2 separate regions of the Homo sapiens genome follow, and region 2 is linked to region 1. The links are chromatin contacts, found by Hi-C or POLR2A ChIA-PET in ENCODE. All regions are on one chromosome and are shown on one strand. The core of a region is the stretch at or near the end of the contact, and the rest is flanking DNA. Distances in the headings are between cores, read along the strand shown.

What was found. A loop is a pair of places that touch in the nucleus more often than their neighbours do. ChIA-PET counts read pairs that join two places held with the same protein, here RNA polymerase II (POLR2A). Pooled maps may share reads with other maps.
Region 2: a pooled map shows a loop between it and region 1 (2.8-fold over the local background). The contact joins the promoter of NBPF1 here to the promoter of SPEN-AS1 in region 1. A Hi-C loop is called at or near these places in 3 of 50 pooled maps. POLR2A ChIA-PET finds 5 or more read pairs at or near these places in 2 of 52 experiments (HepG2 and OCI-LY7).

What each region holds. Positions count from the first base shown.
Region 1 is chr1:15,843,830-15,849,440 of GRCh38, reverse strand. SPEN-AS1 (SPEN antisense RNA 1) reads left to right here and starts at 1,294. Exons shown (of 2, transcript NR_024279.1): 1 at 1,294-1,333. It overlaps SPEN (spen family transcriptional repressor), which reads right to left and starts at 1,734. Exons shown (of 15, transcript NM_015001.3): 1 at 1,291-1,734. The coding sequence starts at 1,373. RefSeq lists enhancers at 1-156, 1,580-2,091, 2,092-2,604, 4,484-4,583 and silencers at 828-1,247, 1,428-1,997, 4,814-4,883.
Region 2 is chr1:16,609,668-16,615,134 of GRCh38, reverse strand. It overlaps NBPF1 (NBPF member 1), which reads left to right and starts at 1,571. Exons shown (of 18, transcript NM_001405701.2): 1 at 1,571-1,797. RefSeq lists an enhancer at 770-1,727.

The DNA of each region.
Region 1 (5,611 bases), core at 45-2,544:
CAGTAACAGCAACCACCAACACAATCAATGATCCTCCATTTAAAAGACAGGAGCTCCGCCGCCGCTGCTTCCATTTCCTTATCCAAGCGGCTCAAAGCGAGCGACGCAATCTATTTTTCCCATGGTGACTCATTAATGAGGACGCTCCATAATTTCCTTCACTCACTACATAGTAAGGGAAATTAAAAGCCAAACTTAAAACCTTCCAGGGTCTTAAATATCGGAATAAACTGTCATTTTCGAGGACAACCACAGATTTGCTATGGTCCCTCTGAATCTGCACCAAGTCCAAGCCAATCGTCATTTTAATAAGTGTTTTATGCGGAGGCCTATCTGTTACGGTACACAGGCATTTCACAAAGAAAACGCACTACACGCTACTCAATAAGATGTATCAACGACAACATTTATTCTTATAATTCACAAAAATATTCAGGGGAGGTTTTTTTTTTAAGCTACATCTTCTCATCGTAAAAGGTTTGGAATGTTTTACCGTTTGATTCGGGAATTCAGGGGTGGGGGGCACCAGGGTCTTAGGGCGGCCTGGGAGTGCGACCCGAGGCTACGGGCGCCGGGGCTAGCAACCTCCTGTCAGACGCGGTCTCCTCCGCCGGGGACGAGGAAGCCCAAACGGGCGCACCAACTTATTTCACACCACTCTCCACCCAGCCCCGCAAAAACGAGAAACGTTTGCCATTCCCAGTGAGTTTCAAGGCTGCAAATCCTCCGGAGAGGTCCTAGATGGTCTCTCCGGGTCCGCGACGCGACCACAGTACCTACTGCGACTTCTGTTTTCGCACCGCCTTTCCCTTCGCACGGAACCCTCCCGAAGTCAGACATTGCCGAGCGCCCGCAGAGCAGCTTGGAGTGGCGGCGCCGGACCCGGCTGTCGGGCGGGCTCGGGTCCCGGCTGCTCCGGGCCGGGCACTGCGCGCAAGGACGCGACCCCGCCGCCCAGCGCATCTCCCACCGACTCCCGGGCTGACGCGAGGGCAGCCCCGGGGCGCCGGCTGCGTGGAGGCCGAGCCTCGGTCACCTCCCTCGTCACGGACGCGGCCGCCGGGGCCCCGCGGGCTCTTCGAAGGCGGCGCGGCTTGGCCGCCCGCACCGCCGACACCCGAGGCCCAACGCCGCGACGCGGGCCGAGCGGCTGACGAGGTCCCACAGCGCCCGTGGGTCCGGGCCGGAGTCCTCCTCACCAGCTCCGCGCTCCGGGAGGGGCCGGCAACGGGCCGGGGCGGGAAGCGGCGCCCGAGGAGCGAGCGCGGCCGCGGGCCTCGTGTCACTCACCGTTTGAAATGCTCGATGATCTTCTCTTCCCGCACGTTCTCGGGTAAGTTGCCCACCCAGAGATGCCTGGTTTCCCGGACCATGCTGGGCGGCGTGCCGGCGACCGCCGCTGCTGGCTCCCCCTCGCCGGCTTCGTACGAGACCGTCAGCGCCGGGAGGCGGGTGCCGGGGCGGCGGCGGCGGCGGCTGCGGCGGTGGCGTCGGCAGCGGCGGCGGCTCCTCCGGCTCCCCCCCGTGCAGAGACCATCCCTCTCCCCCAGGTTCTGACTCTCGGGCCTCGCAGCTCAGCTCTGCCGCCACCACACACCCGAAGCCGACCCTCGCGCTCCGGCAGCGCATGCGCCCGGGCAGGGGCGGGCGGGGGAGCGGGAGGAGGGGCGAGCGGGACACGGGCGGCAGCGACTACGACGGAGCTGGCGCTGTGGCAGCCGGACGCTTCCCACTGGCGCGCGCGGCCCGACTCCCGCCGCCGCACTGCCTCCCCCTCGCCGCGGGCGCGCGCGCGTCCTCCCGCCTGCCAAGGCGGAGAAGCTGAGTTCCTCCCAGCCGGCGCGCAGGCGCGCGGACCGGGCGACGAAGTGAGGGACTACAGGCGGGGAAGGAACGCTCGCGCGCTCGGCCCCGGTGCGCAGGCGCGCAGCTGCTAGTGGAGTCCCGCTGCTTGGCGGGCTCTCGGTCGGGTTCCCGCGCCGGGCAAGGGGCGGCTGAGGAAGCAGGAGCGGTCTTTAGCCCCTCCAGCGGCAACCCCAGGCCCCGGCCTGGTGGAAGATATGAAGAGAAATGCAATTGGTTTCCACAGGGCTACGGGTCAAAGCGGCTGCCAAGGCCTGTCCCCTAGAAGTCAGGACCCCTTCGTCCTCCGCTCACCTGGCGGCCAGCTCCTGGCGTTTCCGGACACTTAGATTCCTGCCTGCTTGGGAAAGCGATCAGAAAAAGGTTGCCCTTCTCACCGCTCTGCTGAACAGCGACGGCTTCAGAAACGCATCCCATCCAAGAGTCACTGGCTTGTAACATGAAGCAACTTTTTTTTTTTTAATACGGGGTCTCGCTCTGTTGCCCAGGCTGCTGGAGTGCAGTGGCACGGTCTCGGCTCACTGCAATCTCCGCCTCCCAGACTCAAGCGATTCTCCTGCCTCAGCCTCCCAAGTAGCTGGGATTACAAGCACCCGCAACCACACCTGGCTAATTTTTGTATTTTTATTAGAGACAGGGTTTCACCATGTAGGCCAGGCTGGTCTTGAACTCCTGACCTCAGGTGATCCGCCCGCCTCGGCCTCCTAAAGTACTGGGAGTACAGGCGGGAGTCACTGCACCTGGCCTAAGCAACTTTTTTATATAGAATCTTGCGAAACCGTTTGCAAGATACCCTTGCTGATCGCTGTGGTATAGAAGGAATAAAACGGAAATGAGACAGGAATCCAATATTGTTCCCCTCAGACCATAATTTAATATTTAAACAGAGAAAGGAATTAGACCTCTGGCCTTTCCAGGCCTAAGAGCTTTTGAAACCTACAGTTGAACTTTCTTTTTTTTTTTTTTTCCTTTGAGACGGAGTTTTGCTTTTGTTGCCCAGGCTGGAGTGCAATGGTGTGTTCTCGGCTTACTGCAACCTCTGTCTCCTGGGTTCAAGCGATTCTCCTGCTTCAGCCTCCTGAGTAGCTGGGATTACAGGCATGCGCCACCATGCCCGGCTAATTTTTGTATTTTTAGTAGAGACAGTTTCTCTGTGTTGGTCAAGCTGGCCTCGAACTCACAACCTCAGGTAATCCACCCGCCTCAAGCCTCCCAAAGTGCTGGGATTACAGGCTTGAGCCACCACGCCCAGCCTCTTTTTTTTTTTTTTTCCTGAGACCAAGTTTCACTCTTGTTAGCCAAGCTGGGGCACAATGGCGCTGTCTCAGCTCACTGCAACCTCCGCCTCCCAGGTTCAAGCGATTCTCCTGCGTCAGCCTTCCGAGTAGCTGGAATTACAGGCGCGCACCACCACACCAGGCTAGTTTTTTGTATTCTTAGTAAAGACGGGGTTTCACCATGTTGGCCAGGCTGGTCTTGAACTCCTGACCTCAGGTGATCTGCCCACCTTGGCCTCCCAAAGTGCTGGGATTACAGGCGTGAGCCACCATGCCCGGCCAGTTGAACTTTTATATAAAGGCCAATTTACAGAAATTCAAGGAAAACCCATAAAATTAAGGTAACTATATCGAGAGAAAAATAAAATTATTTATAATAAAAATACACAGAAATACCAGAGGTGTGCTGCTTCAGGTGCAAGCCAGATTTTTTTTTTTTTTTTTTTTTTTTTTTTGGAGACGCAGTCTCACTCTGTCACCAGGCTGGAGTGAAGTGGTACCATCTCTGCTTACTGCATCCTCCGTCTCCCGGGTTCAAGCAATTCTCCTGCCTCAGCCTCCCAAGTAGCTGGGACTACAGGCGCAAACCACCACGCCCAGGTAATTTTTTTACGTTTAGTAGAGGCGGGGTTTCACCATGCTATCCAGGATGGTTTCGATCTCTTGACCTGGTGATCTGCCCACCTCAGCCTTCCAAAGTGCTGGTATTACAGGCATGAACCACCAGCCCAGCCAATTTTAAATACTTGGCCTCATCGATTATCTCCTTAAATACAAACTAACTTACAAACGACACTATTTGAATTCGAAAATATTGTCACCAAAACCAATGGCACTAATATCTCAGGTCACCTATGCATAACTAAATTGTTTCTTTGTAGTCTCAGCTACTGGAGAGGCTAAGGCAGAAGCATCATCTGAGTCCAGGAGTTCCAAGCTGTAGTGCACTATGATTGTGCCTTGAAAAGCCCCAGCACTCCAGCCTCAGCAACATAGGAGAAACCCCTCTCTTAAAAAAAGAAAAAAAAAAGTAAAATTGGCTATTTACATCTGGCCATTTCTCTGTCACAATTATCACATAAGGAAAGTCAAGCTAACACCCTACTAACGAAACTCATGAACTATTCAGTACTGTGAACGTGGCTGCAGTTAGTCAACTGTTGAACTGATATGCATTTTTCTATGAAGCATGAATTTGAATACAAGCACCCAAGTTTGAAGCAAATTTTAAAATCTGATGTAAAATCTGATAGACTGAATTAGCTGAAACCTCTTGGGAAAGACCAGTGTCACCATGAAGAACAGTGTCACCTCAATTGTATTAAAAGGTGCAACTGACAAGAGGATTCAGAAAAGTGTCTCGCAATTAGAGAAATAAAAGGCATGTCTCGCCTTGAATGGAGGCTTCTGTTAAAATCATGATTTTAAAAAAAAAAAAAAAAGAGCCGGGTGCGGTGGCTCACGCCTATAATCCCAGCACTTTGGGAGGCTGAGATGGACGGATCACCTAAGGCCAGGGGATCAAGACCAGCCTGGCCAACGTGGTGAAACCTGGCCTCTACTAAAAATACAAAAATTAGCCTGGCGTGGTGGTGCTCACCTGTAATCCCAGCTACTCGAGAGGCTGAGGCAGGAGAATCACTTGAACCCGGGAGGCAGAGGTTACAGTGAGCCGAGATCGTGCCACTGCACTCCAGCCTGAGCGACAGAGTGAGACTCAGTCTCAAAAAAAAAAAAAAAAAAAAAAAACCATTTTCACCATTATAGCCAGGTCCTGTAGTCAAATCAGGATATAGTGATTGCATGTCAAGTATGAAGTTTCTTGCTTTTTTTTTTTTTTGGTTGACTGTTTCTATTGCAAAAGCTCTTAATAACAAAACTGATAAGTACATGCCCTTTGCTCAGCCCCAAATCAAGTTTTTGATTTTCTCAGTGCTTTTCATTTTTGCTGACAATGCATCAAAAAACACCAGAAAAGCTTTTCTCCATTTGTATTCCTGTTACAAAGCTTTACAGGGGCAGAACTTCTTTAAAGCATGTATCTTTGTTATGTTTTCAATAGAAAGGCAACCCACTCTGTTATTCTCTGATGTTTTTTTATTTAACAATAATTGATGCTCACTGAAAAAGATCAAAAAGTAGGTTGTGATTTATCTATGATAAACGGATGGTGAAGTGAATTTCCTCATTTGATTACTAAAGATAATTCAGAAAGCTGACATTAAAGCAGAGCCATTTGCAAAGTGGAATTAAAATAGATTTGTTTTTAATCAGGTTTTATTTTCACACTGTGAGGAGCTGCTGTATTTAGCATGCTAGACATGCTCAAAGAGTTCAGTCATGCGTAATGAAAGCTCAGATGGAAAAAGCGTCTGAGCCTCCAACTCAGGCTTTGAATGCTAACCCAGCCAGTAGAGTAGTAAAATAATATCTCCATTTAAACAGGACAGGATAGTTATCAGATTTTAACA
Region 2 (5,467 bases), core at 322-2,821, 770 kb before region 1:
ACATTCTGACTCCAACTGTCAGATTGTGACATTTTCTCTTTCTCTGACTTTATGCCAAATTTACTTCAACTTCTAGCATCCATCATTCTCATTTATGAACAAATATGTATTTAACAAATGTGGAAATACAAATCATGAAGCAAACAAAACCAAACCCTGGGCTTACGTAGCCGATAGTAAAAAATTCACCAAAATAACCACCCGATTACAGTTTCATGCAATGTGATAGGAGTAAGGGACCACCATAGGGAGGTCAGAAGGTGCTTTTCAGAGGTGGAGACTACAGCTGTTCTCAGAAGAATAGGGGTTAGAAGAACTTTCCAGGCACAGAGCAAAGCATGAGCAAAAGCTCTGTGGAGGCCAGGAAGCTGGTAAATAGGGAATAAAAGAGGCCAGTTTGGCTGGAGCAGAGAGAGCAGAACAGAATTGGTCTGAGTAGTGAGAAGAGATGAAGAAGTGGGCAAGGCGCCTGGCCATTCGGGGCTTGGTTAGTTAGGAGGTTTTGTCTAAGAGAATGGGAAGGTGTTTAAGTGCTTTAGGCTGGGAAGTGACACGGTCACATTATATTTTGGAAAAGCCACTCTGCCTGTTGTGTTGAGATTAGAGAGGCGATAAAGGGGATATGGGTAAACCACAAGAAGACTAGGTCAGTAGTCCCTCGACCCTCACTCCCCAGGTGAAGGCAGCCTAGACTAGGGTGGTGACGGAGGAGATAGAAGAGGACAGATTCAAGGAAAATTTGGAAGGTAAAAACCAGTAGGATTTGCTGACGGATGGAGTATAGGAGGGGAGAGGTAGATTATCAGGGATGTATCTTAGTTTTCTTATACAAGATAGATTCAGTTGCAATGAAATTGTTAACTGAAATTGACTTTAAATAATGGCATGACCTAAAGTTATGCAAACATTTGCCTTAGATAAAATATCAAGTTTTCAAAGTTTTTAGCTGGGTGGACGGCATGGCTTTACTTCCTATTTCTTGGTATTCTAATCCTGTTGAAAAAAAAAGTTTTTCTTTTTCTCAAAGGCTTATTTCAGTGGAAGCCCATCTGCAAAATCTGTTAATAAATTTAAATTAGAAAATAACTACAAGTGCCATTGACACATTGGTTATTCTTTTTGAGAGTGACCTAAGGCCACCTCTGGGAGAGCTGGGGGCTCTTCTGAAGCCTGCCCGACTGCACCGCGTGCCCGTGCCTGGAAGTCAGATTCGGGGCGGTGCGGCAGCGCGAGGCCTGCAGTCCTAAGCGCGGGGTCGCTCCAGCCCCAGAGGGGGTGTGTCTCCTGCCTCTTCAACCTGGCAGGGGCTGTTCAAGTGGCCGGGGAAACCAGCGATTTGGAGGGTCGAGGGCTGGTGCTTTGAAAGACAGGCGGAGGGGAGAGAGGGATTTCCCCGTCCCCGCTGCACTCGGTCCTTCCCCTGGGTTACTCCTTTCCTCCGCCTGCGCGGCCCCTAACCTGCTCGAACCCGTTGTGCAGAAGAGGCCGCCGGGTCCCTTTAAGGCCCCGCCGCGCCTGCGCCTTGGGTTATCCTGACACGCCCATCGGGATCCTGAGGAGCCAGTGGGCTGCAGGCGCAGGCGCAGGCGAGGGGCTGGGTGGCGGTTGAGACAGCGGCGGTACTGGGAGGCGTAGGTGAGGGTCGCGAGGCTGCCCGAGCTTCTGAGCGAGCGCGGTGCTTTTGGGAACGCGGGACGGGCGATCTGCGGCGCCAGGAGCTGGGCCGAGGCGCGGCGGCGCGGCTGCCGGCTGCCCTGTGAATGGGAAGTTACGCGAAGTCCACCCAGCGTTTCTGAGGTGAGGGCGCCGCGCCAGGCTGGGCGGGCGGTGAATCCGGGACCCGCGGGCGCACAGCTGGGTCGAGGCGCGGCCGTGGCAAGTTTTGTTGCGCGAGCGCGGGGGCGGGTGGGGGCTGTGGGGGGTCGTGCACCGCCGGGGCCTGAGTTCCCCGCGCTGGATTCTTCGCCTGCCGCTGCCGCCCGCAGCCCAACTCTCGTGGGCGCTGGGGAAGAAACTCGCTGGCGGGTGTTCTGTGGCATCCCAGGGGGTGGAGGGACGGAGCAGCTTCGGGGGCACGTCCTCCTATATCCTGTAGAGGACACTGACCCCGCACCCCACCCTCCAGGCCAGAAATCCGTTCCCTCTGCGGACCTGAGAGGCGAGCGCGCTCGCGCCCCTGACTTGCAAAGTTGGGGTCTTTACTGGCCTCCGGGCTTCTGCTCCTGGCGGTGTCTCCAGGCTGGTGATGGGCAAGCCAGGTGTGCCAGCTCCAGGATGCACATGAGCAGCATTTGTAGCCATCACTGAATCACCTCCTGACTAGCGGGGCAAGCCTCAAATGAACCGCAGGATTTCGGGTAGATTGGATTGTGGGGTTGCTGTTTGCACTCCAAAGAGTTGCTGTGATTTCCCTGCGTCTGGCTGGCTGGCTGGCTTCTTAGATCATCTCATGTGGCGTCCTTTCAGCGGAGAGTTAACCAAGACGTTTGGCCTGGCTTCCTTGTTTTCCTCCTATCTTTTGCTTAGAGCTGCTTTCGAAAAGAAGTCTTTTCTGGCAGTGGTATCTTTTCTTTGGGTTACAGTGTTGTTCATCCTTTCTTTGCCAAAAGAATGAATCCCAGTGCTTCAGGAAGTTAAAGAAAAGATCTGCTGGTAGTGTTCTGAGCTGATATGCGTTAGTAGCTTTTTGTTTTTAAATTCTATTGGTAAAATTTCACTAGTGAACCAGAAGCTACTTTTTCTATTCTGAAATGCTAGCTTTAAGATTTCTGAGAACTTTGCGTCAAAGAAATCTTGGAAAAGTTACTGAAGTATACAGAAGTTCACAATTTTACATGTGCAGGTGGCCCGGGCGCAGTGATCACACCTGTAATCCCAGCACTTTGGGACGCCAAGGTGGGTAGATCACTTGAGCCCAGGATTTCCAGACCAGCCTGGGCAATGTGGCAAAACCCTTTCTCTACTAAAAATACAGAAGTTAGCTGTGTGTGGTGGCGTGTGCCTGTAGTCCCAGCTACCCGGTAGGCTGAGTTGGGAGGATCACCAGAGCCCGGGAGGTTGAGATTGCAGTGAGCCGTGATCATGGCAGTGCACTCCGACCTGGATGGCAGAGTGAGACCCTGTCTCAAAAAAAAAAAAAAAAAAGTAATGAATTTTTACCAAGTGAACCACCACAGATCAAGAAATTGAACATTACTAGTCTGGGGTATATTTGTAGGGGTGGCATTGTTGGTTTTAGAGGTATATGAATGATAAAACTTTAGTATTACATATTGTTGAACATTTTCCCAAAGTAGTTGTACCATTTAGCAGGGATATGCTGGTTACCCCACATCTTCGCTGATACCTGTCAGTTAAAAATTATTTTGCCATTCTAGTAGGGGTGCAGTAATATATCAGTGTGGTTTCATTGAGATTGAGTATCTTTTATTGCCATTTATATGTCCTCTTTTGTGACGTGCCTGTTAAATCTTTTTATCCAGTTTTCATTGATATGCTTGTTTTCCTGTTGATTTGTAATACTTTATTCTGGATATGCCTCCTTTCTAGGATTTATATGTATTGCATTTCCCTTTTTTCAATCTGTAGCTTGCGTTTTCACTCTTTTATGGTGTTTTTTCATGAAGGGAGATTCTCTTTTTTTTTTTTTCTTTTTGAGACAGGATCTCACTCCATCGCCCAGGCTGGAGTGCAGTGGCACAATCACAGCTCACTGCAACCTTGACCTCACAAGGCTCAGGTGATCCCCCTGCCTCAGCCCCCAAGTAGCTGGGACCTACAGGGGAGTACCACCACACTCAGCTGTTTTCTGTATTTTTAGTAGAGATGGGTTTTGCCACGTTGCATAGGCTGGTCTGGAATTCCTAGGCTCAAGTGATACACCTGCCTCGGCCTCCCAAAGGGTTGGGATTACAGGCATGAGCCACTGCACCCAGCCTGAGATTCTTCATTTTAATGAAATTATACTTTATTAATCTTTTCCTTTATGGTTACTGTTTTTTGTGTCCTGTTTAAGAAATCAATGCCTAACCTAAGAGTATGAACACATTTTTCTGTGTTAACCTTATAACGATTTTATTTTAGTTTTTGCTTTTTTTTTTTTTCAGACAGGGCCTCAGTCTATTATTGCCCAGGCTAGAGTGTGGTGGCAGGATCTCAGCTCACTCAACCTCCATCTCCTGGCTCAAGTGATCCTCCCACCTCAGCCTCCTGAGTAGCTGCGACTATAGGCATGTGCCACCATGCCTGGCTAATTTTCATATTTTTTGTAGAGATGGGGATTCAACATGTTTCCCAGGTTGGTCTCGAACTCCTGGGCTCAAGTAATCTGCCCGCTTCAGCCTCCCAGAGTGCTGGAATTACAGGTGTGAGCCACCCCACCTGGCTATGATTCACTTTTTACTACATGGATGTGTCTGCTTGATCCAGCACCATTTATTGAAAAGACCATCCTTTTCCTTCCGCACCATGTGGCACTTTTTTTCATAAATCGAATGACTGTATGGTCATCTGATTTATGAAATTAGTGTGGGTCTGTTTCTGTTTCTGGACCAACTTGGGTAACATAGTGAGATCCCATCTCTACAACAAATAAAAATAATAAATAAATGAATAAAATTTAAAAAATAAGTGCGTAGAGCAGATGGAGTCATAGGTGATAATTTATAAATGATTGCCAGTTTCTTGGCTACATATGGGTGTTGGTAATTCAGATGTGTTGGGTGTTCAGGCAAAACGTATTAAGTGAATTATATGGTGTTCAGAATGATTGCTAGATGTTCATTGTGACTTGAATTAGATGTTATTTGAGCCTCACAGAGCTACAGTTTTTACTCTTTTATTTATTTGTCTTTTTAAAATTTTTACAATCTTCCTGTCAAGGCAGTAACTCTTTTATACTTAATTGTTCTTAAGTATACTTAATTACCAGAAAAGCTTTATGGATCATACCTAAATAAGTGTTAAGCCATTTAAGGGGCTCACGTGCTGTGATATAAACAATAGTATTCTACATAATAGTTTTAGGACTACATCAAATAATTTTTTTTTTTTTCTTGAGACAGTGTCTCGCTCTGTCGCCCAGGCTGGAGTGCAGTGGTATGATCATGGCTCTCTGCAGCCTTGATCTCTCAGGCTCAAGCACTCCTCCCACCTCAGCCTCCTTAGTAGCTGGGTCTACAGGCATGCACCACTGTGCCCGGCTAATTTTCTCCTTTTTGTAGACAGGGTTTTCCTGTAGTGCCCAGACTGGTTTCAAACTCCTGGGCTGAAATGATCCTCCCACCTTGGCATCCCAAAGTGTTGGGATCACAGGCATGAGCCATCACACCTGGCCATTTTAGTTTTAATAATTTTTATATTTTTCTAATTTAAAAGATGTACTAAAATCTCTTACAGCTATTATTTATGAATATAGTATTCATTGTTGTTATTATGATGATTTTGTATGTGTTTAATCTGATTTTCA